Linked DNA regions of Homo sapiens: regions 1, 2, 3, 4, 5 and 6 are each linked to region 7. The links are chromatin loops, found by intact Hi-C in ENCODE. Cell type or tissue: PC-9. All regions are shown on one strand. Region 1 has its middle 23 kb from the start of TNFSF10. Region 2 holds the start of LINC02068 (long intergenic non-protein coding RNA 2068). Region 3 overlaps FNDC3B (fibronectin type III domain containing 3B). Region 4 has its middle 33 kb from the start of TNFSF10. Region 5 overlaps FNDC3B (fibronectin type III domain containing 3B). Region 6 has its middle 29 kb from the start of GHSR. Region 7 holds the start of LOC124909457 (a long non-coding RNA gene).

Evidence for each region. Peaks named below come from ENCODE experiments on the same cell type or tissue, not always from the same donor. Only the 100,000 strongest peaks of a DNase experiment are listed, where the experiment ranks them.
Region 1: it touches region 7 in a loop (9-fold over the local background); 2 of 110 quality-filtered maps call a loop at or near these places.
Region 2: it touches region 7 in a loop (6-fold over the local background); 20 of 110 quality-filtered maps call a loop at or near these places.
Region 3: a loop joins it to region 7, with 5 times the contacts of the local background. A loop is called at or near these places in 21 of 110 quality-filtered maps.
Region 4: it touches region 7 in a loop (9-fold over the local background); 74 of 110 quality-filtered maps call a loop at or near these places.
Region 5: it touches region 7 in a loop (9-fold over the local background); 30 of 110 quality-filtered maps call a loop at or near these places.
Region 6: a loop joins it to region 7, with 5 times the contacts of the local background. A loop is called at or near these places in 41 of 110 quality-filtered maps.

Annotation. Positions count from the first base shown.
Region 1 is chr3:172,544,254-172,548,253 of GRCh38, reverse strand. No RefSeq gene overlaps it. Among named protein-coding and RNA genes, the nearest start is that of TNFSF10, 23 kb to the right of the region's middle. In PC-9, no CTCF peak of the experiment used is centred here; DNase peaks (open chromatin) are centred at 1,413 and 2,013; H3K4me3 peaks cover 315 bases; H3K27ac peaks cover 2,073 bases.
Region 2 is chr3:172,594,126-172,598,125 of GRCh38, reverse strand. LINC02068 (long intergenic non-protein coding RNA 2068) reads left to right here and starts at 2,519. Exons shown (of 4, transcript NR_146714.1): 1 at 2,519-2,723; 2 at 3,545-3,665. RefSeq lists a silencer at 1,713-2,007. In PC-9, CTCF peaks have their summits at 1,625 and 1,840 (motif pointing right); a DNase peak (open chromatin) is centred at 1,815; H3K4me3 peaks cover 525 bases.
Region 3 is chr3:172,354,078-172,358,077 of GRCh38, reverse strand. The region is part of intron 22 of FNDC3B (fibronectin type III domain containing 3B); the gene reads right to left. Among named protein-coding and RNA genes, the nearest start is that of GHSR, 92 kb to the left of the region's middle. In PC-9, no CTCF peak of the experiment used is centred here; a DNase peak (open chromatin) is centred at 2,067; H3K27ac peaks cover 1,991 bases.
Region 4 is chr3:172,488,475-172,492,474 of GRCh38, reverse strand. No RefSeq gene overlaps it. Among named protein-coding and RNA genes, the nearest start is that of TNFSF10, 33 kb to the left of the region's middle. In PC-9, CTCF peaks have their summits at 1,958 and 2,165 (motif pointing left); a DNase peak (open chromatin) is centred at 2,164.
Region 5 is chr3:172,330,842-172,334,841 of GRCh38, reverse strand. FNDC3B (fibronectin type III domain containing 3B) reads right to left here. Exons shown (of 26, transcript NM_022763.4): 14 at 1,667-1,753. Among named protein-coding and RNA genes, the nearest start is that of GHSR, 120 kb to the left of the region's middle. In PC-9, CTCF peaks have their summits at 567 (motif pointing left), 1,936 and 2,143 (motif pointing left); a DNase peak (open chromatin) is centred at 2,151; H3K27ac peaks cover 371 bases.
Region 6 is chr3:172,475,346-172,479,345 of GRCh38, reverse strand. No RefSeq gene overlaps it. Among named protein-coding and RNA genes, the nearest start is that of GHSR, 29 kb to the right of the region's middle. In PC-9, CTCF peaks have their summits at 1,669 and 1,871; a DNase peak (open chromatin) is centred at 1,875; H3K4me3 peaks cover 932 bases; H3K27ac peaks cover 343 bases.
Region 7 is chr3:172,665,286-172,669,285 of GRCh38, reverse strand. All of the region lies in intron 1 of NCEH1 (neutral cholesterol ester hydrolase 1), which reads left to right. It overlaps LOC124909457 (a long non-coding RNA gene), which reads right to left and starts at 2,827. Exons shown (of 2, transcript XR_007096170.1): 1 at 2,604-2,827. In PC-9, a CTCF peak has its summit at 2,291 (motif pointing right); a DNase peak (open chromatin) is centred at 2,275.

The DNA of each region.
Region 1 (4,000 bases), 120 kb after region 7:
TACGGTCTATCTCCTGAAAATATTTATTAGCCTTGAAGTCCAGACAGTCTTAAGACAATGCTTTTGCGTGTTGTACCTTTGCATATTTACTTCTATGGCATCCTGAAAGGCAAGTTCTTCCTCTTCCCAATCCTAGGATAATGCTATCTGCATTTGGAATCATCACTTTAAAATCATTTAATCAGCAGGGTGCGGTGGCTCACGTCTGTAATCCCAGCACTTTGGAAGACCGAGGTGGGCGGATCACAAGGTCAGGAGATGGAGATCATCCTGGCTGACATGATGAAACCCTGTCTCTACTAAAAATACAAAAAATTAGCTGGGCATGGTGGCACATGCCTGTAATCCCAGCTACTCGGGAGGCTGAGGCAGGAGAATTCCTTGAACCTAGGAAGCAGAGGTTGCAGTGAGCTGAGATTGCGCCACTGCACTCTAGCCTGGTGACAGACTCTGTCTCTAAATAAATAATAAATAAATAAATAAATACATAAATAAAATCATTTCATCATTTAGGAGAGAGTAGATCTCCTCTCCCACAGAGCCTTCCCTCAAATGCTACATCTATACACTTCTGTATGGGAGAATAGCCAATTCAGAGTCTGGAAACCAGAATTCTAGTCATAGTTTTATCTCTAACTAGTCAAGTGATCCTAGGAAAGTTATATCACCTCTTTAGGGCAAGGCAACATTTGGCCTGTAGCCTTCACCTCTGGAAACAAGTTCCCTTTCATTACTCTTCACTGAGAGTCAAAATGTGCAAGGGCCGGGAGCAGTGGCTCATGCCTGTAATCCCAGCACTTTGGGAGGCCGGGGCAGGCAGACCACCTGAGGTCAGGAGTTCAAGACCAGCCTGGCAAACATGGAGAAACCTCGTCTCTACTAAAAATAGAAAAATTAGCCGGGTGTGATGGCAGGCACCTATAATCCCAGCTACTCAGGAGGCTGAGGCAGGAGAATCACTTGTACCCAGGAAGTGGAGGTTGCAGTGAGCCAAGATCAGGCCACTGCACTCCAACCTGGGCAAGAGAGAGAGACTCCGTCCTAAAAAAAAAAAAAAAAAAAAAAAAAAGTTCCCAAAGATCACTGGTCTCTCATTATTTTCACACAGTTATTTTGTAACCAAATCTAACATTCAGATGTTATACAAAATAGAAAACAGATTACTATGGCAAGAGTCCAGGTTCTACTACCTAAAAAAGAAATAGGAAAATGAAACTTCACAATAGAAACTGATTTCAACAGGAGAAAAATGAAACACAAACTTATATTTCCTCTTTGCAGCTATGTTTTGGGACTTCCTCTTTCACCCATCAAAATATTTCTTTAAAAAAAAAAATCTTTCCTTCCAAGTTTTTTCTTCCTTTGTTACTATGACATGAATAAATCACCTTGTAGATTCTCTGTGTTTTGACTGCCTTCTCATGGTCAGGGACTAGAAAGACCTGTTGTGTGGCCATTTGCTATGGTCTGCCCTACCCTGACCCCTCAGTTCCTACATTGAAGTCCCAACCTCCCAGCTGATGGTAGTAAGAGGTGGGATCTTTTGGAGGGTGACTGGATCATGATGGCCAAGCTCCTGTGAATGGGATTAGTGCCCTTCTAAAATAGGCCCAAGGGAGCTCATTCACCTCTTGTCACCTCTTTTCACCTCTTCCACCATGCAAAGACACAGCAAGAAGATGCTGTCTTTGAACCAGGAAAGCTAGCCCTCACAGACACCAAGTCTGCCTTGATCTTAAACTTTCCAGGCCCTGGAACTGTGAGAAGTAAATTTCTGTGGTTTATAAACCACCCAGTTTAAGATATTTTGTTGTAGAAACCCCAACAGACTAAGTCAGCAATGCAAAAAATATTAGAACTAAAGGGACCTTGCACTAATCTCATATAAGCCCTTCATTTTTAAATATGAAAACAAAACAAAACCGAAGTCCTGGCAATTAGCCTACTAAATCCACAGGTAGCCAGAGGTAGAACTGACTCATTGTTATGTCTCCCCAGCTCAAACGTGTTCTTCCAGATCATAAACATTGGCTTATGCTTCTTTCCATCTCCTTTAAACCCCAGACAACTGCTGGGCACATGTAATACTTTAAAAATATTTCTATATCGGCCAGGCATGATGGCTCATGCCTGTAATCCCAGCACTTTGGGAGGCCGAGGTGGGTGCATTACCTGAGGTCAGGAGTTTGAGACCAGCCTGAGTAATATGGTGAAACACCGTCTCCACTAAAATTACAAAATTAACCAGGCTTGGTGGCATGTGCCTGAGGTCCCAGCTACTTGGGAGGCTGAGGCAGGAGAACTGCCCAGGAGGCAGAGGTTGCAGTGAGCCGATATCACACCATTGCACTCCAGCCTGGGCAAAAAAATCAAAACTCCATCTCAAAATAAATAAATAAATAAATACCAAAAACAAAATACTCATATAGCAACAATGCCATTACCCTAAAATGGTGGTAAAGGCTAAAAGCAAAAAATCCTAAAAAGAGAGAAAAGTATTAATGTAATAACCCTAGAACCACGAAGAATTATTTCCAAGTATTAATATAATTTGGTAAAATAATTGTTAGACCCAATGGAATCATCAAGAAAAGCAACCACGTGATTATACAACATGCTCTGCTATAGAATAGAATAAACCTTTCAGAGCTGGAGAGAACCACAGACTTACGTAGTAACAACTCTTAATTTTGAAGGTAAGAAAGCAAAAGGACAAGAATAGCCAAGATTTTCTTGAAGAAGGTGGCAAGAAGGCTTTTTGTTTTTATTTATTTATTTATTTATTTATTTATTTATTTATTTATTTATTTTTGAGTTGGAGTCTCGCTCTGTTGCCCAGGCTGGAGTGCAGTGGTGCGATCTCAGCTCACTGCAAGCTCCACCTCCTGGGTTCACACCATTCTCCTGCCTCAGCCTCCCAAGTAGCTGGGACTACAGGTGCCCGCCACCACGCCCGGCTAATTTTTTGTATTTTTAGTAGAGACGGGGTTTCACCGTGTTAGCCAGGATGGTCTCGATCTCCTGACCTCGTGATCTGCCCACCTTGGCCTCCCAAAGTGCTGGGATTACAGGCATGAGCCACCGCTCCCAGCTAATACATTTTATTATATTAAAATTAACAATTTCTGCTTATTAAAACAAACCACTAAATGAGTGCAAAGAAAATCCACAAAGCACTCGATTATTTGCAACACACATAAGCAGCAAAGGACAAGTATCTAGACTACCTGAAGAATTTCCACAAATTGGCCAGGCGTGTGCCTATAATCCCAGCTACTCAGGAGGCTGAGGCAGGAGAATTGCTTGAACCTGGGAGGCAGAGGTTCCAGTGAGCTGAGATCACGCCACTGCACTCCAGCCTGGGCAACAGAGCAAGACTCTGTCTCAAAAAAACAAACGACAACAACAAAAAAAGAATTCCCACATTTGGTAACAGCAAAACAATATGATAGAAAAAAGCATTAAAAAAATTTTTTGAACAGTTACTGCCAGGAAGATGGAACCCTAATTAAATAATTACATATCAAGAAACAATTACATATTAAAAATATAATTAGGTTGAATATTATAAGGAAATGCAAATTAAAGCCCCATTATGAGGAAATGCAAATTAAAGCCACAGTGACATCCTCTTATACACTACCAGCTGGCAAAACACTCCTACAATACCAAATGAGTATGCAGTGCCACAAGAACTCTTTTACTGCTGGAAAGATGACAAATTGGTGCTAGCTTGTGGAAACTTTTCCCAGTAAAATGACATGAACAAAATCTACAACCCAGGTAAATGTTTATGTGCATCAGGAGACATATATAAGAATGTTCACGACAATACCGACTATTCAAAAATTGAGAAACTTCCTAAAAGCCCATTAACAGTTGAGTGGATTAATGGTGGAATACTTCTACAATGGAGTATAGAAGAGCAGTGAAAATTATAACAAACTACAGCGTTATACATCAACATGAATGAATTGTATGAATAATAAAATTGAGTGAA
Region 2 (4,000 bases), 71 kb after region 7:
CACTACGCCCAGCTAATTTTTTGTATTTTTAGTAGAGACGGGGTTTCACCGTGTTAGCCAGAATGGTCTCGATCTCCTGACCTCATGATCCGCCTGCCTCAGCCTTCCAAAGTGCTAGAATTACAGGCATGAGCCACCGCACCTGGCCCAGAGACTCCTTCTTATCTGAGTTTTCATTACTTAAATTCCTCTAGAACATGATTATATAGGAATATTTGCCATTACATGAAAGTATTCACTCATGAACCGAACACCCATAAAATTGTTCCCCTTTCAAACAATCTTCTCTGCTTAGCTTGAATGACTATCCCTGATCACAAGTCAAAACTTTTTCAGCCTAACTCTTATTGCTTGTAGAATACTGTAAACATCTGACAACACAAGTCAAATAGATGGCAAAGTGGAGTTGTGATTCTTGCAAAAGATGCAGAATTTCATGAAATTGATGAAAATAATGTTGGAGAACTGCTCCAACATCAAGTATAGTCACGTGTCAACAGACTAGGTAAAAACTGAAGAAAAAAAACGGACAAGGAATCATATAAATTAACACTAAAGAAGAGTAATGGGTAAGGATGATGATACAAGAAATGCTTCCAAAATGTACCAGCTTAAATGTCAGGGAATTTTTTTAATCCCTTTGGAAAATTGATGAAAACCCTTGATTTAAAAAATGTTTTTGGTAAAAAAGATCCCCTTTGATGGTGTTACCGAAAGGTAGTATGAGCTAAACAAAGTCGCACTGTGCCATCCTATAATTTTGTCCAAGAAAATGTGTCCTCTTCATGCCAAATCAACTCCTCAACATTCTTTGGGCTAAGAATTAATGCATAGTTGCAAATAACCATATACATTTTGTTAATTTTAAGATAATTATTTTTATTATTTACCTTGAAATATGCTCTTTATTGTAAGAGGATTAATTAACTTTGGCCCTTTCCTGGTATCATTTATCCTTGGATACTGAGTGCGTCTTATAATTCTGTTTTCTATGAAGAACTTTAGAGATGGAGCTTGTTTGTTGTATTCACACTTGTATGAGGCATTTTGTAAAGAAGTTCTTTACTTTGCAGATAGATAGCATAATAGAAGCACAGGGCAGACAGATGATCTGCAAAGGTCACACTAACAGTGTTTACATTTATGTCTGACTCCACTGCCTACTCTCTTTAGGTCAGAATGCCTCCTAGGCCCTCAAAAGCGGAGGCAGCCAGAAACCCAGCATTATTCTTTCTAATCCTCAGTCCTGTAAATGAGAAAATGATGTCTTACTTTTATAAAGTACTACTAATAATAGGGTCTGCATAGGGTACATGAGTGGCAAAGCACCTTCACAAACATATCATTTGGTCTTCTCTTATCACCCCAGGAAGTGGTGAAGAAGCAGGCAAGTGGGAAACTGAGGCTCGGAAAGCTAAAATGGCTTGTCTGAGGACCCACAGCTCAAAAACAGCAGTGTTGTGCCTGAAACTTAACACTTTTAGACTGTGGTGCCGAGTTCTGTTCTCTGTACCTCTCTGGTTTTTGGCATGAAAATAAAGCAGGGAAAGTTAGCAAAGAAATTCATTAACAAAGTTACCATTTAAATAACCTCTCCATCAAATACATGGTCTTCATACTGCAACATTTCCAGGTGAATAACTTTGGTGTTTCTCTTCTGACAGTGGCGTTCACAATACATACAAGAGGGAGCTTGGAGATCACACATTTCCTTACCTTGGAGGCTGAAGAAGATCCTGGTTTATGAACTCTCTGTTAGTAAGAAAACCAGCAAAAAGGCCTTTCAGATTCTCCGTCCCATATAGTGTGCTATTCAGGAGAGCCGATAGAGGGCGGTTACTGAACACAGATCGTGTGAAAATTAACAGCTTCCGAACTGATTTCTTTGCATTGGCTTTGTCAGTTTTACTTTCTATTTCTTGGGAAATATTTCTATTTCTAGTTCTATTAGATTTCTATTTCTATTCGTTTCTATTTCTTGGGAGTATGTCAGGGGAAGGCCAAGATCATAGCAGCAACGCAGACAGGATTTATGAAGTCTGCTTACCATTTCTCATAGAACTCTAGATTCTCCAAGCCTACAAGATTCTCCAAGCCTACAAGATTTATTCTAATAACCCCTGAAGTTAATCAGATTCATCTTATCCCTGACTCCTCACCCCTCTTCTCTCACCAATACACATGTCCTCTTGCTCCTGGTAATAACACAAAAACAACATGGTTAAATTTTGGACTGAACAATTACTAGGCAAGAGAAAGCACAAAATCCTTTGGTCTTGCACAGCTAATGGTAAGCAGCAACTGGAAATAAAAACAAATACACATTATGAGTTCAGCTATATCTCAAGTTAGTTTTTTTGCTTTTGCTTTTGTTTTCTTTTCCCTGCTCTATTAATGAGTTAATCAATTAAGATTTTCTTTCCTTGCATGGAAAGATTTTTGGCTTTGTTTTTAGATTAAGAAAGCTTTTCTCAGTTTCTTAGTTAATTATGAACATGCACTATCACATCATCTTGGACTCAATTCAAAAACTTATCTAAAACATGTAATTACTGGGAAATTCCAGATTAATTTCCTGCAAGTTTTAGTTAGTTAACGATTGTGTTAAACACTTAAGAGAGCAGCTCCTAGATGACTAAACCTGCTCAGCTGAAATCAAATGCTCTCATGCTTCCCTGAATGGACACACACAGAGTCTCTTCACCTGAGGAATAAAGTGTAAGGTGAGGACCCGGTTCTTACCTAAGAGAACAAAATAGCAAAGACACCTCTATAGCTTTGAGAATACGGACATGTTGGGCCGGGTGCGGTGGCTCATGCCTGTAATCCCAGCACACTGGGAGGCCGAGGCGGGTGGATCACCTGAGGTCAGAAGTTCAAGACCAGCCTGGTCAACATGGTGAAACCCCATTTCTACTAAATATACACAAATTAGCCAGACGTGGTGGTGGGCGCCTGTAATCCCAGCTACTCAGGAGGCTGAGGCAGGAGAATTGCTTGAATGCAGGAGGTGGAGGTTACAGTAAGCTGAGATTGCGCCATTGCGCTCCAGCCTGGGCAACAAGAGTGAAACTTCATCTCAAAAGAGAAAAAAAAAAGGGATACAGGCATGTCTTCTTGAGTTCTGGGTGAGAAAGAAAAAAAAGAATACAGATATGAAAGCTAGTATATACTCATGTATATATGAATGTATATACATTATATAAAGGTATTTATCTTGAGAGCTTATTGTTTTAATAATAATTCTTTTCCTATGGAGAACTCAAAATAATATATTGAGTCCCTGTCTGCATTGCCTTGGCGGGGAGGGAAGGTCGGAAAGAGAGAGAACAGGAGAAACGAAAGTTCACTTCAGGTCCTAGGTCACGTGGTGAATTTGGCAGAGCTTGACCGGGAACGCCTGCTTTTGTTAGACTTTGAGACTTGTAGGAAAACACTCCAAACAAAGGCCTTAAGACAAATCTACCAGTTGAGGTAGGAAATCCACTGAGATATTTAGTAGACAGAACTTGATAATTTCTTTCCTTTCATATTTTCATTTTAGATCTTCAGAACTTTTATTCAGGGGAGAAAGGCCCAGGTAGCTGCTGCTGTTCAGCTTAAGGCTAATCTGACCTTCTATAACAGGAGTTCAAGTCCCAGAAATCCCTAGTCCTCCATCAGAGGTAAGTAAGGATGGCAGCTGAACCCAAGAAAAGGAGCATGAATGATTAACTCTTCCTTCATTTCACCTCAGAAAATGGGGGCTGGGCGCAGTGGCTCACACCTGTAATCCCAGCACTTTGGGAGGCTGAGGCAGATGGATCACTGAGGTCAGGAGTTTGAGACCAGCTTGGCCAATGTGGTGAAATCCCATCTCTGCTAAAAATACAAAAATTAGCCAGGCGTGGTGGCGTGTGCCTGTAATCCCAGCTACACCAGAGGCTGAGGCAGGAGAATTGCTTGAACCCAGGAGGTGGAGGTTGCAGTGAGCTGAGATCACGCCATTGCACTCCAGCCT
Region 3 (4,000 bases), 310 kb after region 7:
ACACCATACTCTTATATCGTAACAGGGGCCAAATATGGTTACAAATCCTACCAAATGACCATTTTTAATTCAAACCACACTTTCAGTTCAACATTGACCGTCTGCCAAGGAAGCAGGCATTTAGAAGAGTCAACAAGTTTACTTCACATTATTTAAACAGCATCTGGCCCTGAAATCAACTACCTAGATTCTAAAATACTCAATTCAACCTATCCTACATTTTTACAAAAACACATTTTGTTTCAGCGAAAATACGTGAACATTTACGTGTACAGCTGATGCACTGAACTAACATTAATTATTTCTAATGATGATGTAACATTCAAAATTGAAAAAAAAAACTGAGGAACTGATAAAATGGAATGAAATGATGTCTTGTTGCATTCTGGGGAAAATATTAAGGCCTCTGAGCACAGGAGGCTGAGACAGCTGAATGAGGACTAAGGCAGTTACTGTTTGTTTTGGTTTAGGGTGAAAAACACAGTATGGGAAAATAATTTCCTAATTCCAGTGAAAGGTGACATTGGACTAATGGGCAAAACAAACATTAACCTGAGGAACCACTCCAAGAATTCACCTCAGAAAATAAAAACTAAACTTTAAGTTTTATTAATTAGAGTCTATCCAAAACCCAAACTTGAGAAGTTTTCTCTTTAGCTCAAGTAACATGCTAATCTTGAAACTTAGATAAAATCTGCAGGTCTCTTTGTTTTGTTTAATTTGCATTATGTCAGTTTAAAAAATCTTCAGCTCTGCAAATTAAGTACAAGGGAAGTAGCATTTTCCTTTCCAATTTGGAGAAGTAATGTAATCCCAAGCAAATTCTTCTTGGCTAGGCTGATGTGAAAAATCTCTTCATGTTTCCAGGAGTCTGCAATATCCATCAATATACTAATATTATTGATTAAACAAATCAAATAAATCAAAGAACCACATTCTTTATAAATTTTGATTAAAAATCCACCATTAAAGGACCACATTTTACATGCAAATACACTCCTGCTTTAGAAGATCATAGCCTTCTACAACGCACTTTAAATATATACATATACATAATCAAATTTCTACTACAAAATATATTAAAAGAAGAATGACTTTCGAAACAAACCATCCTTAGCTGGGAAGACTTCCCTCATCAGGACTGGCCATCTCAGAGCTCGGGATGTCAAGAGTGTGGGTGTGAGGGAGACTGAGAGGGCCCGCAGGTAAAGGGCTAGGGTAGGAGGGGCCTGAGAAGCAAAAGATGGGCTGGCTTTTACAACACCCCTGCCCTAGATTATCATCTAATTAAGAAAAACATGAAAGAAGAGAATAATCATCAGAAAATGTCTTAAGTACGAAATAATAGCAAACAACGAAAATCCCTTTTGGTGGGGAAAAGATGGGCTCCGAGTAAAGTTATTCATAGAAGGCTTCCTGGAGGAGGAGTCGGAACTGGCCTCCCACCAAGCTCCTGCTCCTGAAAGCTCCTTTGACACCAATGCCACCATTCCAGCTCCAGGCACTGAGACTTGCTCTTCTCATACCCTGCTCTGGAGGCAAAAAAACCTTGAAGGATAAGGTTTCTACAGATAAGATCTCTACCTATAATCTGGTCACAACCCATCTTTGAGTTCATTTCTTCCCTACCGAACATTAACAACAGATTTTCTGATTATTTATTTACTATGTGTCAGGCCCCATACTAGGTACCTGACCTCTTATCAAAATACCCAACAACTCTGTTAAGTAGTGAAAATTATTATCCCCTTTTTAATGGTCAGGAAACTGAGGCACAGAGAGCTTAAATAACTTCCCAAAGTTTGCAGAGACAATAAATGAAGGATAGGATTGAAGTCAAGGCTGTCTGACTCGTCTGCTACCACTGAACTACCCAGAACTTGTCTCCTAGTAAAGCCCATCTCACCTTGTTATGACAAAATGATTTATGATTCACTTCTGGGCAGCCTAACATAGTGCTTACCATATAGTAAGGGCTCAATACATGTTATTTTTAAGCCTTTTTTACTTAGCAAAAGGAGTACAAATGAGCAAAACAAACAAATCTACTTTAAGTTTTGGTTGCCTGCCAGCTCAGTCTGAGTCAGGCATATAATAAGGTTGTTTAAAAAAAAGTAATCTCAGGCAACCTCACTAACTGCTCAGTATGGAGAACAAGGAAGGCAATAGTCCTGGTCTGCTCTGAGCCAGCCAACCAGACCATTCCTGGAGGTCTGGGCACTGCACATCAGCGAGGCCACCAAAAACCTGAAAACATTTAAAGAAGAGGTTGGAGGCAGTTATAGAAAACCTGTGCTAATGAAGACAGTGTAAATGATGGTGGGATGGGTAAATAAGAGACAGCTGACATTATAACGTAATGATGTTTAGGCCCCCTCTGGGGCCAATTGCGGCCTACAGGTGTAGGGCTCAAACACCTGTATTTTGAAAAGGTTCTCCAGGCAACTCTTACATACACTGACATTTAAGAATCACTGCTCTAGGGCCAAGGTTTTCAAGTTTCATAAGCATCAAAATCTCCTGAAAGGCTAATTAAAGCACCAAGTGCTAGGCCCCCCCCCTAGATTTTCTAATTAAGTAGGTTTGGGGTGGAGCCTGATAATTTGCATTTTATCGAGTTCCCAGGTGATGCTAATGCTGTTGGTCCAGGGACCACACTTTGAGAATCACTGCTATTGAGGAAGTTCTAAGGTCAGCAGTTGATTTTAGATATAGAGAGGTTTATCCACAAATAGAATGGACTGCCTGGTGAGTGGAAGCTAGAACCACTGCCCCTGTCACTGAAGATGCTCAAGCCAAGGACTGGGAAGGGGTGATACCAGGTGATCCGATTACCCTCTTATCTTGCCAAATCTGTGACTACTTGGCTGGAAGCACACAGAGCAAAGTTAGGTTTTCATTTTTAATAATACTGTTTTCCTTCAAATTAAAGGACAAATTCAATTTCTAACTCAATTATAAACTTAAAGGAATGCCTTTAAAAGTAGTATTGTAATTCTAGTGAAATTTCTACAGAGTGTGTCAGCAAGCCAATGGGTAGTTTGCTATAATAGCACCCATGGAGAAATGACCGATCCATTGAAGAAGCTTTTTTGCATTAGTACATTTACTAGAGAGGTGTACAACCCTGTCCTGGCAACACAGAGAAAGAATAAGCTTGGTATGAGAACAATATGTAACTGCTGAAGGCTTAAAAAAAAAAAAAAAAGAAAATCAAACAAAAGAAACAAGTCTTTTATCCAAGCTCCATGGTCTGCTTAAAATGTTTCATTCCACATGTTTTTATCTAGAACATCATGATCTGTTCATTTATATTTTAACCAATTTATAGGACAGAAAAAAGGTGAAATAAAAGTTGATTGGGCCAAAATTATACCTTTGGTTCCCTGAAATACTCATTTTGTATTTCACTATAATTACTGCAATTATGTTTTTGAAACATAAAACAACAAGACTGTGGGTTGACCAGAGTTCTATTAATACTATACAGTATACCCAATTGTGTACTATAGAAACTAAAATTCCTAAAGCTATAAACCAGTTGGTCTTAAGTATGAATTATTATTATTATTATTTTTTTTTATTGTTTATATTTCTTTATTGAAAAAATACTCATTTACTGATACGGGCATACCAATATCTTAGTTATAAACATTAGCAAGCAAAAATATTAATTGAACTTGGTCCCTAATATTTAGTTTATGATTTCATGATATAAAATATAAAATGTACTATTATTAAATGATAAATACTGACTCATAAAATGTAATTCAGATTTAGTGAACAATGGATTAAAATTGGAAACAATTTAAATATGATAATTCATATTTGAAATTTTTTTCTATTTGTATATAAACAGAAATGGGTATGTAAAACTGTCCTACATGTTAACCAGAAATAAACTACTATAGAATGATATTGAACATACTTTGAATTTTTAAGGTTTTGATTGATTTTCCTTCATTTGGTAGCCTATTCATTATTTTGAAAAATCAGCCTC
Region 4 (4,000 bases), 180 kb after region 7:
GGCTAGCCATATGTAGAAAGCTGAAACTGGACTCCTTCCTTACACCTTATACAAAAATTAATTCAAGATGGATTGAAGACTTAAATGTGAGACCTAAAACCATAAAAACCCTAGAAGAAAACCTAGGCAATACCATTCAGGACATAGGCATGGGCAAGGACTTCATGTCTAAAACACCAAAAGCAATGGCAACAAAAGCCAAAATTGACAAATGGGATCTAATTAAACTAAAGAGCTTCTGCACAGCAAAAGAAACTACCATCAGAGTGAACCTACAGAACCATCAGAGGCAACCTACAGAATGGAAGAAAATTTTTGCAATCTACTCATCTGACAAAGGGCTAATATCCAGAATCTACAAAGAACTCAAACAAATTTACAAGAAAAAAACAAACAACCCCATCAAAAAGTGGGTGAAGGATATGAATAGACACTTCTCAAAAGAAGACATTTATGCAGCCAAAAGACACATGAAAAAATGCTCATCATCACTGGCCATCAGAGAAATGCAAATCAAAACCACAATGAGATACCATCTCACACCAGTTAGAATGGCAATCATTACAAAGTCAGGAAACAACAGGTGCTGGAGAAGATGTGGAGAAATAGGAACACTTTTACACTGTTGGTGGGACTGTAAACTAGTTCAACCATTGTGGAAGTCAGTGTGGTGATTCCTCAGGGATCTAGAACTAGAAATACCATTTGACCCAGCCATGCCATTACTGGGTATATACCCAAAGGAATATAAATCATGCTGCTATAAAGACACATGCACACGTATGTTTATTGCGGCACTATTCACAATAGTAAAGACTTGCAACCAACCCAAATGTCCAACAATGATAGACTGGATTAAGAAAATATGGCACATATACACCATGGAATACTATGCAGCCATAAAAAATGATGAGTTCATGTCCTTTGTAGAGACATGGATGAAGCTGGAAACCATCATTCTGAGCAAACTGTCGCAAGGACAGAAAACCAAACACTGCATGTTCTCACTCATAGGTGGGAATTGAACAATGAGCACACTTGGACACAGGGTGGGGAACATCACACACTGGGGCCTGTCGTGGGGTGGTAGGAGGGGGGAGGGATAGCATTAGGAGAAATACCTAATGTAAATGACGAGTTAATGGGTGCAGGCACACCAACATGGCACATGTATACATATGTAACAAACCTGCACGTTGTGCACATGTACCCTAAAACTTAAAGTATAATAAAAAAAAAGTCATATCCTGCTATAAAAAATAAAGAAAAAGAAAATGTGGCACATATACACCATGGAATACTATGCAGCCATAAAAAATGATGAGTTCATGTCCTTTGTAGGGACATGGATGAAGCTGGAAACCATCATTCTCAGCAAACTATCGCAAGGACAAAAAACCAAACACCGCATGTTGTCACTCATAGGTAGGAACTGAACAATGAGAACACTTGGACACAGGAAGGGGAACATCACACACTGGAGTCTGTTGTGGGGTGGGGGAGTGGGGAGGGGTAGCATTAGGAGATATACCTAGTGTTAAATGACGAGTTAATGGGTGCAGCACACGAACATGGCACATGTGTACATATGTAACAAACCTGCACATTGTGCACATGTACTCTAGAACTGAAAGTATAATAAAAATATATATATTAAAAAAAAGAAAAGGAATGAGTTCACATCCTTTACAGGAACATGGATGAAACTAGAAGCCATCATTCTCAGCAAATTAACACAGCAACAGAAAACCAAACACCACATGTTCTCACTCATAAGTGGGAGTTGAACAGTGAGAACACATGGACACAGGGAGGGGAACATCTCACACTGGGGCCTGTCAGGGAGTGGGGGGCAAGGGGATGGAGAGCATTAGGACAAATACCGAATGCATGTGGGGCTTAAAACCTAGATGATGGGTTGATGAGTGCAGCAAACCACTATGGCACATGTATACCTATGTAACAAACCTGCAGGTTCTGCACATGTATCCCAGAACTTAAAGTAAAATTAAAGAAAGAAAGAGAGAGAGAGAGAAAGAAAGAAAGAAAGAAAGAGAGAGAGAGAAAGAAAGAAAATCCTATCCACAAAGCATGAGGAACATGACAATGCGGTAATCTTATCTTTCAACCCAGTGGAACCATTGCTGTGCCCCCTGGTGGACGCACTCTTCCTTTAAGCACTAAAACTAAATTATTGCTTCTCAAACTTTAGTGAACATCAGAATCGCCTGGAGAACTTGTTAAAACACAGATTTTTAAAACCCACTCCCAGAGTTTTTGATTCAGTAGGCCTGGGTTGTGGTCTGAGAACTTACATATTACACAAGCTCTCAGATAACACTGCGGCTGCTGGTCCACAGAAGACATTTTTTTAAACTTAAAAAAAATTATTGTAAATTGACAAATTATAGTTGTGCATATTTATGGGACACAAAGCGATGTTATGATATATGAATGCAACGTTGAATAATTAAATCAAGCTAATTAACATCCATCACCTCACATACTTGTGATTTTTGTGGTGAGAACATTTGAAATGTACTCTCAGCAGTTTTGAAATGTACAATACGCTATTATTAACTATATCCACTATGTTTTGTGCAATAAATCTAAAAAAATTTATTCCTCTTGTCTCACTGAGGCTTTGTGCCCTTTGACCATCATCTCCCCATTCCTCCATCCTCCAGTCTCTGGTAACCACCATTCTATTCTCTGCTTCTATGAGTTCGATCATCTTAGATTCCACATATAAATGAGAACATGCAGCATTTGTCTTTCTGTGCCTGGCTTATTTCAGTTAGCAAAATGTTCTCTAATTCCATCTATGTTGTTGCAAATGACAATTTCTTTCTTTTCAAAGGCTGAATAGTACCATTTTGTGCATATGTACACATTTTCTTTATCCATTCACCTGTTAATGGACACTTAGTTAGATTCCTTATCTTGGCTATTGTGAACAGTGCTGCAGCAAACATGCAAGTGCAGACATCTCTTTGACATGCTCCTTCCAAATCTTCTAGGTAAATACCCAAAAGTGGGATCAGTGGATCATATGGTAGTTCTATTTTTAGTTTCTTGAGGAACCTCCATACTGTTTTCCATAATGACTATAGTAATTTACATTCCCATCAATATTATACAAGTGTTCCCTGTTCTCCACATCCTTGCCAACAGTTATATTTTCACAGAATACGTTTTGATAATAAAACTATAAATTACTATTGGATGGATAGGAAGCAAGACATTTGAGAATAAGTAATTAGATGTATCATGTTCCACTTGTCTTCTGTCTTCTATTTCCAGCAATGAATTCTGTTCACTATTATGTCCTTCTACTCAGCATTACCTCTGACGAAGGCTCAATTCAAAGATAAGAAGCAAGGCAACATCATGAGATTCACTGGTTTTACCATATCTCTTGTTATCCCAAAGTAGTTGGCTTATAAAAAGGCGGAATGTTTATGGAAGACCCAACTATGGAGCAAACTTGGAGGGAACTCTTTGAAGATGGATTACAGGACTACAGGCTGCAGTATATGATTTGAACTGGTGACCAAAATATGATACTGTTACGCCTACACGTGGTGTGGAGTTACTAATTCAAAGGAAGGAAGGAAGAAAGGACAGAAGGGAGGGAGAAAGAGAAAGCCAAGGAGAAGAAAAAAAGAAAAAAATCACACAGAAACGAAAATTTAATCTAATTGGTAAGTGTAACTACTGGAGTGAGCCTTAGAGGAAAGACTTAAATCTGTTTCCTCAGTTGGTCTTGGATCTTGTAGGTCTCTCACAGCCTGAGTATTTCACCAAGTCAAATGTGACAATGTTTAAAGATATGTATTTTTTTATACAACATAGTCCTTAAATATTAATGAATTACTGTCAGATTGCTTTTCACAAGATTGTTAAGTTCCAAAGTGAGTAAGCAAATGGTAGTAATATCCAAATTTGCCATTGAAAATCTTTCAAATCATCCTGAAATCATCATGACCTCAGCTGTTAG
Region 5 (4,000 bases), 330 kb after region 7:
GACACACACACATTTTTTTCTCTTTCAACTCAAGTATTAACAGTATTTATTTTATAAATCATTTACTGTATAGTTGGTTATTAACAATTAAAAATAAAACCAGCCAGCACAGTGGCTCACGCCTGTAATCCTAACACTTTGGGAGGCCAAAGTGGGTGGATCACCTGAGGTCAAGAGTTCGAGACCAGCCTGACCAACATGGAGAAACCCCATCTCTACTAAAAGTACAAAATTAGCTGGGCGTGATGGCACATGCCTGTAATCCCAGCTACTCGGGAGGCTGAGGCAGGAGAATCCCTTGAACCTGGGAGGCAGAGGTTGCGGTGAGCCAAGATCATGCCATTGCACTCCAGCCTGGGCAACAAGAGCGAAACTCCAACTCAAAAAATAAATAAATAAAAATAAAATGATAAGATGGGTTTTAAAGATATTTTTACCCTTTCAAAAAGACATGATAAAACAAGTATGTCATCACCTGGTTTGTATTGTTTTGTGAAAGGAAAATATGGGGGTGGGGGGGGGGACATAAAAATAGCCCCACTTTTTAAAGCGTAGGGCAATGCCACCTTGTGGAGAAACGTTAGCAGTATAGCTATGTTCTCATAGCCAGCATCGATAATAAGGGTTTTAAAAAATATGTTAAAAATTATCATTTCCCTCAAATAGTCACACACTGCACTTGATAATTTGGCAACTATTTATTGAGTGATTGCTATGTGCCAAATAATAGCATTTGGTCCCTGACTTAGAGAAGAATGTGTGGAATCAGAAGACAATCTTATCTTCCAAAACGCACACTTGTCATACTAGAAAATACAGTGCTGCAGAATATCGTTTTGATCTCTTAGTGATCGTAAAGTCATATTCACTTTTTTGGCTACTACACATAGTCCTATAGTAACATTAATGGTGGCTGTTAATGACCAAAGACAGCCCAGGTAGGGAGGGGGTGGGTCATGGAAGAGAAAATTACAAGCAAGTGAGGAAAAATAAATGGGCAGAAGAGCAAAGGAAAGTGAAGAGCAAAGAGACTGCTCGAAAGGAAAAAGGTATGGAGTGCAGGTAAGTGACAGGTGCACTCCAGCACCTGGTGTGTCTCTTCCCAGGCAAGGGCATTTGGCCATGCTGTAAATGCAATTTATTACAGCACATGATGACAATTTTTGTGCTCACAAGTTGGTTTTAAAATTAAAGCATGGGCCAGGCGCAGTGGCTCATGCCTGTAATCACAGCACTTTGGGAGGCCGAGGCAGGTGGATCACGAGGTCAGGAGATTGAGACCAGCCTGGCCAACATGGTGAAACCCCCGTCTCAACTAAAAATACAAAAAAAAAAAAAAAAAAAAAAAAAAAATTAGCCGGGCATAGTGGCACACGCCTATAGTCCCAGCTACTCGGGAGGCTGAGGCAGGAGAACTGCTTAAACCCGGGAGGCAGAGGTTGCAGTGAGCCGAGATCGTGCCACTGCACTCCAGCCTGAGTGACATAGAGACTCCATCTCAAATAAATAAATAAAGCATGTTGTACACTTTATAAATGTTACTTTCAAAATGTAAAGTGCTGTGAACTTCATTTTTTAACCTGTAGAGTCAATCTGACATGGTAAATGGTGAAATAGAAAACAGTTTCATTTTTAAGCAGTTCAGGTAGCAAAATGACTGACTCACCCTGAATTTATACTGTGTGCTTCTTTTGAGATTTTTCACAGTACAGGTTAAATCCTCTCCAGTGTATTTTGGGTGGAAAAGGTTATCCTGAAAAGGCAAAGCCAGGAAGAAACATCAGTATAAAAAATTCTGGGCATTAAATACCTTTGAATACAGGATTTTTATACTGCCTTTCCCTACCATCACCAGCAACTGGCCAGAGGTCTGGCAGCTACCGCAAAAGAGAAAAATCAGAAGCCCAGAGTATTGTGGATAGCACTTGAGCTTTAAATAAAAATTTATCTCCATCACACTGTAATTTCTCCTGGGTCTGGTCAAATTTATTGTGACAAAGGAGTTAAGCAACTTTTGAAAATACATTTAACATTTTTAATGTTGTCATGAAAAAAGCCCTTTGCACCGAGGTCTTTACTATCAAACTGCAATGTGCTATGCAGTAAAGTGTGGCTGAGCTTCCTGACCACACAGTGCCCTCTTCTGGCCATGGGAGAAAGGACAGCTTAGATGGGAAAGGGCACAATCCTTTAGGAGGGCAAACATTCCACTAAAAGTTGAACTCAGGGAACTCATTCAATAGTTCTATCTCTATCATTCTATCATTCACTCATCAAAATACTACTTAGTACCTTCTCTGTGTTGGGCTGTCCTCTAGGCTCTAAGGATTCAGCACTGCCCAAGAACAGAAAAGGCCTTGCCCACAAGAAGCTCACATTCCAGTGGGAGAAGACAATACAGAAAAGCTGCTATGTATGTCACATGGTGTTAAGTGCTATGACAAAAACTAAAGCTAGGTAGGAGGATACAGTGGTGGAACTGGTGAGGGCTTTCTACAGCTGCTGGAGGTAAATATGGTAGCCATATGTGGCTCTTTGAATTTAAGTTTATTACAATTAAAAACTCAGTACTGGCTGAGCTTGGTGGCTCACAACTGTAATCCCAGCACTTTGGGAGGCTGAGGTGGGCAGATCACCTGAGGTTGGGAGTTCGAGACCAGCCTGACCAACATGGAGAAACCCCGTCTCTACTAAAAATACAAAATTAGCCAGGCGTGGAGCTGCGTGCCTATAATCCCAGCTACTCGGGAGGCTGAGGCAGGAGAATCACTTGAACCTGGGAGGCAGAGGTTGCAGAGGGCCAAGATTGCACCACCGCACTCCAGCCTGGACAACAAGGCGAAACTACATCTCAAAACAAACAAACAAGCACAAACCCTCCATACTATAGGCCAACATGCATATGTCAGGTGCTCGAGAGTTGTATGTGTATAGGTGCCACCATACTGGATGGCACAAATTATAAAATATTTCCATCACTGCAGAAAGTTCTATTGGGTGGTGCTGTTCTACAGTGTGATCAGGGAAGGACTGCCCAAAGAAATGACATATGAGAACAGACTTGAAGAAAATGAGGGAAGGGAGTCAAAGACATCTGGAAGGGCATTCTGGCCAGAAGGCAGAACTGAAAAGGCTTTGAGGCCACAGCACACACGGTGTGTTTAAAGAACTGACTAGAGGCTGGCTGGGTGCGGTGGCTCACACCTGTAATCCCAGCACTTTGGGAGGCTGAGGAGGGCAGATCATGAGGTTAGGAGATGGAGACCATCCTGGCTAACATGGTGAAACCCCATCTCTACTAAAAATACAAAAAAAAATTAGCCGGGTGTGGTGGCGGGCGCCTGTAGTCCCAGCTACTTGGGAAACTGAGGCAGAAGAATGGCATGAACTTGGGAGGCGGAGCTTGAGGTGAGCCAACATCGCGCCACTGCACTCCAGCCTGGGTGACAGAGCAAGACTCCATCTCAAAAACAAAACAAAACAAAAAGAACAGACTAGAGGCTAATAAGACTACAGTGAGTGGAAGCAACGAGGACAGTAATGGAGAGCCCAATCACACAGGACCTTGTGGGCATTGTAAGAGCTCTAGGGATTTTACTCTGAAAAAGAGGGGAAGGCACTGAGACAGGAAGGATTCTGAGCAGGGTGCTGACATGATCTATTTGTATTTTACAAGATGATGTTCTCCACCCAGGCTCTGTATGGAGAACAGACTGAAGCCTAGTAAGGATGAAGTTAGGAATATTAAGAGGCTATAATCCAATAACAATATTATGTTATTGCAATAATCCACAGGTGAGATGAGTGGCTCATAAAAGGATAGTAGCTGTGGAGATAAAAATGGTTAATTTCTAAATAATTTCTAAGGAAGATTCAAAAGGATTTTCTGATTATATATAGGATCAAGGATGACTCCAAGAGTTTTTGCTTCCCCAGCTGAAAGGATGGAAATGTCATTTACAGAGATGGGAAAGAACAGGCCGGTGTTGGTAGTGGTGGT
Region 6 (4,000 bases), 190 kb after region 7:
AGAAAAATGTTAAAAATCTGTAATCCCCCCACTCCCTTCCCATCATGAAGGATCCAATATTAAAACTCTGTGTCCTGGCTGGGTGCAGTGGCTCATGTCTGTAATCCCAGCACTTTGGGAGGCTGAGGCAGGTGGATCACTTGAGGTCAGGAGTCCAAGACCAGCCTGGCCAACATGGTGAAACCCCATCTCTTTCAAAAATAGAAAAATTAGACAGGCATGGTGGCAATGCACCTGTAATCCCAGCTACTTGGGTAGCGGAGGCAGGAGAATCACTTGAACCCAGGAGGCAGAGGTTGCAGTACAATCTCCAGTGAGACTCCATCTAAAAAAAAACCAAAAAACCAAAAAACTCTGTGTCCTTTCATATGTTTCTCCCTGTTCCCAATATTCTAGCTTAATTAATTTTTTGTTTTACAAATGGAAATATATATACATACATATATAGGTATATGCATATGCAGTTGTGTATAAAACTCAGCAACTCATTCCTTTAATAGTACATAGACTCCTTTCCAGATCAAAGTATACAGATTTAATTGGTTCTTTTAAAATACTGCATAATAACTCATTGAATGAATAGATTATAATTTATTCCAAGATTTGATTGTTCCCAATTATTTGTCACTACAAATAATGCTACAATAAACATTTTTGTCATTGATCTCAACATTCTGGATTCCAAATTGGGATTTCTGGGCCAATTTAACATTTTAGATGTTAAAAATACCTGTCTGGCCTGGCTGAGACAGCACATATCTGTAATCCAAGCATTTTGGGAGGCTGAGGCAGGTGGATCACTTGAGGCCAGGAGTTTGAGACCAGCGTGGGCAACACAGGGAAACCCCATCTCTACAAAAAAATGAAAATAAATAAATAACTCCCTGATTACTTCCTTAATCTTTTGTAGCACATTACACACCTAGCAACAGAAAATGAGAATGCTCTGGTCCCCACATCATCACCAGAGTGAAATATTACTATTTGTGTTCCTGTTTGCCAGCCTGATGAGTGAAAACAGTATCTAATTTTTGTGTTAACCACCAACATTCTTTACCTGCTGCTTCCATTCTGGTCAGCAAAGGTGGTGCAGGTACAGTGGCTTCCTAAGCACACTGCTTCTCAGTACCTCCTGGTGAGCATTTAAAAATGCTGATGCTCAGTCTTCCTCAGAGACCTACTGAATTGGAATCTTCCTGTGTTTGTTTACGTTTTAATTTCCACAAGTGATTCTGATACAGCTAACTTGGCACCTGTTCACTGACAGGCAACTGAAAATCACGAATAGAACCTATGTAGACTTGAAAAACCTACATTTCAAACCCTGTGGTGTGCGAATTAAGTATTTAAGAAAACAAGATACCCAAGTGATCATTCTGATTAAATGTTCAAAAATTCAATTCACCTGCAACATTTTAATTCTATGAATTGTTTTAACAAGGGATGATGCCTGCATGTTACTTCCTCTGCTTCAGAAACTAAAGCCTAAGATACGGGAAGCAGCTGTGGACTGGCTATTTTTGAAGGACAGTTTTCTGGACAACTGTGGATTCCTTCTTGTAGAACATGAATACTGATCTTTTTGACAATGAAATAAGGTCAAGAGAGTCTTGGCCTCTCATCGCTGGACTCTGTCCCATCCAACCTCCTCACTTGAAGCATAGAGAAAAAACTGCTACTCCAATTTTTATCAGAATGGACCTAGACAGGGCGAGGGATTTCTAAAGACAATGGCCCTTGAGGAGAGGTCAGCTCAGCTGTTTGAGAGGCGTGAATAGCAAGGCAGGGACATTCTCTCCTCTCTCCTTGAAACCAGACAGGGGGCAGCCACCTTGTTACCACACACTATGAGCTGCCACCAGGTGGCGAGTTTCCCTTATTTTCCTCAAAGCCCAAAGTACTTGAGAGAGAATAAAATGACTTCAAATTCTGGTTAAAATGAAAGTGAAGAGGAGTAGTTTATATCTGGACCATAAGTAATCAGGGATGCAGACGAGATAATCAGAGCATTGTACCGACATGTCCTGATTGAGATCTTGCCACCAATGGCTTCTGGTAGTTATGTCATATCCTCTCTGTGTCTCCGTGCCTTATTTATTCAAATGGGGATAATAACAAAACCCAACTTGTAGCGGTTATTAGGAAATGATTAATATGAGTGACGTGCTGAGATACGGCCTGGCAAGTTCTAAGCATTCAATATGCTTAAAAAAAAAAAAAAAGAGGGAGGCGGAGCTTGCAGTGAGCCGAGATCGCGCCACTGCACTCCAGCCTGGGTGACAGAGCAAGACTCCGTCTCAAAAAAAAAAAAAAAAAAGGAAAGAAAAGAAAAGAAGACGAAGAAAACCTCTGGTACAGAGGTTTTACAGCCTCATTTTAATTGCTTTCATGCTGATTTTGATTTCAGATTTCTCTTTATTCTTAAAATCTCCCAGAAAGTCATATTGACGTCAAAATTGGAAATGACCTAGTTAAAATAGATAAGTATAAAACAGGGCTCAAGTACGTCCTGTTTTGAGAAAAATCAATGTATAAAACCCTCAAGTTTAATAAAACAGATAAATTTAAGAGATTACAAAAGAGCATTTTAGAAAGAAATGAATAGCAGTCTTTCTTTAAAAGTAAGCTTCCTTTCTGCATTAAGAATTTGGTTCAACTTGTGAAACTCACTTGCTCCTAACTGCCCTGTGAAGTGAGATGAACGCATCCTTAGGATACATTGGGAAGATGAGCATTCTGCTTCTGCAACGCCTGCTTCCCCTTTTTGCACACGTTCCCTTCCCTACAAACTTGCCACACTGCCTGCCTGCCTGCAACCCATCCCCTTTTGTCTCCCAATCCTCTCCCTCCTGGAGGGGCACAGGCAATGGATGAAGATCAGGAGGATATACAACACAGTCCATGGTACAGGCTGAAGGGTGGAGAGGAGTCCTCCTCTTTCCCCCAAGCTCCAGGAAGCTCATCACATGAGTGGAAAGTTGGAGAGTGACCTGGGCGCGGTGCTGTTTACACTTGGGCAGACTTCTGGTTGGGGGCAACTTTAACTCCAGGGAGTTAATAATAATCATGTGGGCAGGGCATGGTGGCTTACCCCTGTAATCCCAGCACTTTGGGAGGCGGAGGCGGGTGGATAACCTGAGGTCAGCAGTTCGAGACCAGCCTGGCTAACATGGTGAAAACCCATCTTTCCTAAAAATAGGATGTGGTGGCGAATGCCTGTAATCCCAGCTACTTGGGAGGCTGAGGCAGGAGAATCGCTTGAACCTGGGAGGCAGAGGCTTCAGTGAGCTGAGATCGTGCCATTGCACTCTAGCCTGGGCAACAAGAGCAAAACTCTGTTTAAAAAAAAAAAATCATGTGGAAGAGGAGGAGGAGCCGTCTATTGAACTCTTTCTCTGCTATAGTTAGTTGTTGGCATGCTCCCTCAATTCCCAAAACACCTTGTGTGGCCCTGTGACATGGGGACAGAGATAAGAAACTGAGGTCACAGAATTATTATAGTCAGTGAAAAGTCTTGGCCTTAGGTTTGTCTCAAGTGTTAAACTACTACTGGGATGGAATATGTCCAAACCGAAAAAGGGGTTAGGTGAGATGAGCGTTTCTATGTAATTCTGGGGGAAAAAAATAAAAAACCACAGTGTTAGCCTAAGCTCTACTCACACGAATACAAACATAATCTGCTTCTGAGACACTTGCGCCCCTAAATCAAAACCGAAGTCCCTTAATATTCTCTCTTCGCATGTTCTCACTTATATGTGGGAGCTAAATGATGAGAACTCATGGACATAAAGAAGGGAACCACAGACATGGAGGCCTACTCAAGGGTAGAGGGTGGGAGGAGAGAGAGGAGCAGAAAAAATGACTATTAGATACTAGGCTTAGTACCTGGGTGATGAAATAATCTGTATAACAAACCCCCATGACACAAGTTTATCTATGTAACAAACCTGCACATGTACCCCTGAACCTAAAATAAAAGTTTAAAAAAAAGAAAAGAGAA
Region 7 (4,000 bases):
ATTTTTTTCCACTGCTTCCTAGGCAGATCTCATTTAGTGTAGCTGGCGTGTTGCCCTGCCCACACGAACAGTGGACTTCTCCAAACATTTCTTTAAATATTTTTCTCACAAAATGAGAAGTTGAATCAAAACGTTGGTGTTAATTCAGTGTCTCAAAGACATTAGACCCAAGGCCTCTGTCTTTTCCTCATGGTTGCTGATGAAGGCCGAAGCTATAGCCATAATGGTAATATTCCAGTTGGAGAGAGAAGAAACTACTCTTTTGTATACTAAAAATACAAAAATTAGCTGGGTGTGGTGGCATGCGCCTGTAGTCCCAGCTACTTGAGAGGCTAGTACAGGAGTCGCTATGTTTTTAGCCAGCCCATTCAGTTTTTGTAAAGCTCCATCATTACATTTTTCATCATACTGACCTAATACCTAGCTATATTTAGCTTGCTCACGCTCTGCCTTCTGGGGGGAAAATATATATGTCTGTGCATTCTCTATATCTACCTAGTATCAATTAGAGTTTTATGTTTTCCTGCATGTAACAGAAAACACGTTAACAGTGGACTTCTCCAGATACTTCTTTAAATATTTTTCTCACAAAATGAGAAGTCGAATGAAAGCATTGGTGTCAATTCAGTGTCTCAAAGATATTAGACCCAAGGCCTCTGTCTTTTCCTCACGGTTGCTGATGAAGGCTGAAGCTATAGTCATCACGGTAATATTCCAGTCGGAGAGAGAAGAAACTACTCTTTTGTAAACTAAAAATACAAAAATTAGCCAGGTGTGGTGGCAGGTGCCTGTAGTCCCAGCTACTCAGGAGGCTGAGGCAGGAGAATCGCTTGAACCTGGGAGGCGGAGCTTGTAGTGAGCCGAGATTGTGCCATTGCACTCCAGCCTGGGCAACAGAGCGAGACTCTCTCAAAAAAAAAAAAAAAAAAAAAAAAAATGCTTCCTTTTCCATTTGTTTCCTGAGCTTATTGGTGTTCCAGTTAGGGTTATTTACTGAAACTGCTTCCCTCCCTATTGGGAATGGTGTTTCTGATATTTTTTCACTTTCCCTACCTGCTTTCTTCCCTTTTGGTGTATTATAGGAGATATATTGCTCATCTCTGAAATTATCTGCTGCTTACAGAGCTACCTGCTCTTCAACTGCAGTGAGGGTCTGGTTTAGGAGGAGAGTAACATCCCTGCATGTGAGGTGAAATACCTGAGTTAAATTTTGGAAAGCTTTTATGTACCAATCATGGTTGTTAGAAAATTGGCCTAAGTCATCTTTTATTTGCCTAAGGTTTTGTTATGAGACGGGAACTTGAAGGGGGCCCAAATAAGGGGGATCCTCAAATGGTTCCCTGGAAGTTGCTTCTTTAACTTTTGGGGAACTGTTTTCCCTGGGACTGCCCAATATGATTGCTAAAAGAGCTGGGTTGATCTTACAGTGCTTGGCAAAGGTTTAGTAAAAATGCCATGCCCTTGTATAAAAGAAAATGAGTTGCTTTTCTCTTTAAAGTCCTTAGGTTAAGGAAGTGTTCCAGTGCTGTAGAGTGCACTCCAGAGGGGTGCAAGCTGAAGAAAATCTGTTACCCATCTAGAAAAAGAAGTGAGAATAAAAGCATCCTCTTAGTCTCCTTCCTTTCCGTATGACCTAGGGTGGAGGAAAAGACAGGGAGTGTTCGACTGTTTTCCCTCCCTGGTTCCTGGGTTCTGCCACCAAGTTAAATATGCCGCCCATGGTTGAAGACATGGTCCTCCAAGCCATGGAACTGGATAAACTAAGTGATGGGACTAACCGTGCTTTACTGCGCAACCTTAGGTCATCCACCTTCTGTGATTTCCCTTTGACTTCCTAAACCTGTGTGATCTGCCTGGCTCCCCAAAAAACGTATCTCCAGAGAGACTGTGTCGTCTTTGAGCAAGGCTCCTTTAATGGAGGTAGTGTGCTAGATTGCCTGCTATTATGCCCCGTGCTAAAGCATTTACTCCTAGAAAAATGGTTCTGGTTAACTTCCGTACTTAAAATCCCCTTACTAATTAAGTACTGTCTTGGAGACAGAGTAGGTGCCTTAAAAATACATAGGAACCGAATGGCCGTTTTCCCTGCTGATGGGACGCATTGAGACTAAAATTTGGCCACAGAAGACATCTTACTCCTAACTGTTGAAAACAGAGCTCTCCTGTTTACACAAGTAGCCTAGAGCCTGATTTTTAGTGGTGTGAAAGGAGATTGCAGTGTACAGCAAAGGACCAGCAATATGTCCTATGAAGAGGATTTCTATTTCCACTAGGCGGCGCTGTTGGCTTAGAAATACCTTGGGCTCGCCAGAGGATTACTAGCCGGTAATCTCACTGTTGGAGGTGGAAAAGGGGAGAACTCTGTTCCTAGAAGGTTGCAATGGCATTTTCCTGAGCTATATCCCAGGTCTACAGCATTTCCTGATCTTGCCTAACAGGATTACTTCTCTAGGCTGTAAAAATTCCCACACATTCAACACACAGAAAGTAAGAGATCGCAGACAGAGAAACCAGGAAAGAAGGAAGGTTTTGCAACAGGATAGCCGGCAGACAGCCTTGAGATTAAAGGACAGATCTGAGATTGAGATTTGCTCCATACTCACCGCTCCGATGAATGAATTCCTGGCCAATGCACCAAAATGATACGGCTCCGATGACTGGAGGAACACCAGGGTCCTTGGTCTCGCACCAGTTTAGATAAAATGACACAGACACACATGTAATGGTTTTAAGGAGTGGAGAGTTTATTAGGCAAGAAGGAAGGAAGAAGAAAACAGCTCCCCCATACAGAGACAGAGGGAGGGGGGATTAGAACAAACAGAAACTTGGTGTGTGGCAGAAAAGTGGTTGCTTATATTGGGATGCTGCAGGGGGCAGTGTCTGGTTTGCATAGGGCCCAGGGGATTGGTTTGACCAGGTGTGTCATTTATGTAGCCTGCAAAACACCTGGTCCACCCACCTTAGCCCTTTAATATGCAAATGCAGGTTGCCATGATGTTCTGAACACATGGTGTTATCCGGAGGCAGCCATGACACGTGGCACACACCGGGACAGGAAGAAGAAGGCAGGAGTTGCCATATTGGGTGGACAATTTCTAATAGCCAGCATTTGCATATCAAAGCTTGCCAGACTGGCCCTTCAAGTCGTTTTTCTGTTAGAAAAGAAATGGCTTGGGTTCCAAGAATAGAAGCAGCTCCAGTCTACAGCTCCCAGCATGAGTGACACAGAAGATGGGTGATTTCTGCATTTCCAACTGAGGCACTGGGTTCATCTCACTGGGACTTGTTGGACAGTGGGTGCAGCCACGGAGTGTGAGCCAAAGCAGGGTGGGGCATCGCCTCACCCGGGAAGCACAAGGGGTCGGGGAATTCCCTTTCCTAGCCAAGGGAAGCTGTGACAGATGGTACCTGGAAAATCGGGACATTCCCACCCTAATACTGTGCTTTTCCAGTGGTCTTAGCAAATGGCAGACCAGGAGATTATATCCCGCGCATGGCTCGGCGGGTCCGACACCCATGGAGCCTTGCTCACTGCTAGCACAGCAGTCCAAGATCAAACTGCGAGGCAGCAGCAAGGCTGGGGGAGGGGTGTCCACCATTGCTGAGGCTTGATGAGGTAAACAAAGTGGCCAGGAAGCTCGAACTGGGTGGAGCCCACCACAGCTCAACGAGGCCTGCCTGCCTCTGTAGACTCCACCTCTGGGGGCAGGGCATAGCTGAACAAAAGGCAGCAGAAACTTCTGCAGACTTAAACATCCCTGTCTGACAGCTTTGAAGAGAGTAGTGGTTGTCCCAGCATGGAGTTTGAGATCTGAGAACGGACAGACTGCCTCCTCAAGTGGGTCCCTGACCCCTCAGTAGCCTAACTGGGAGGCACCTCCCAGTGGGGGCCAACTGACACCTCATACAGCCAGGTGCCCCTCTGAGACAAAGCTTCCAGAGGAAGGATCAGGCAGCAACATTTACTGTTCTGCAATCTTTGCTGTTCTGCAGCCTCTGC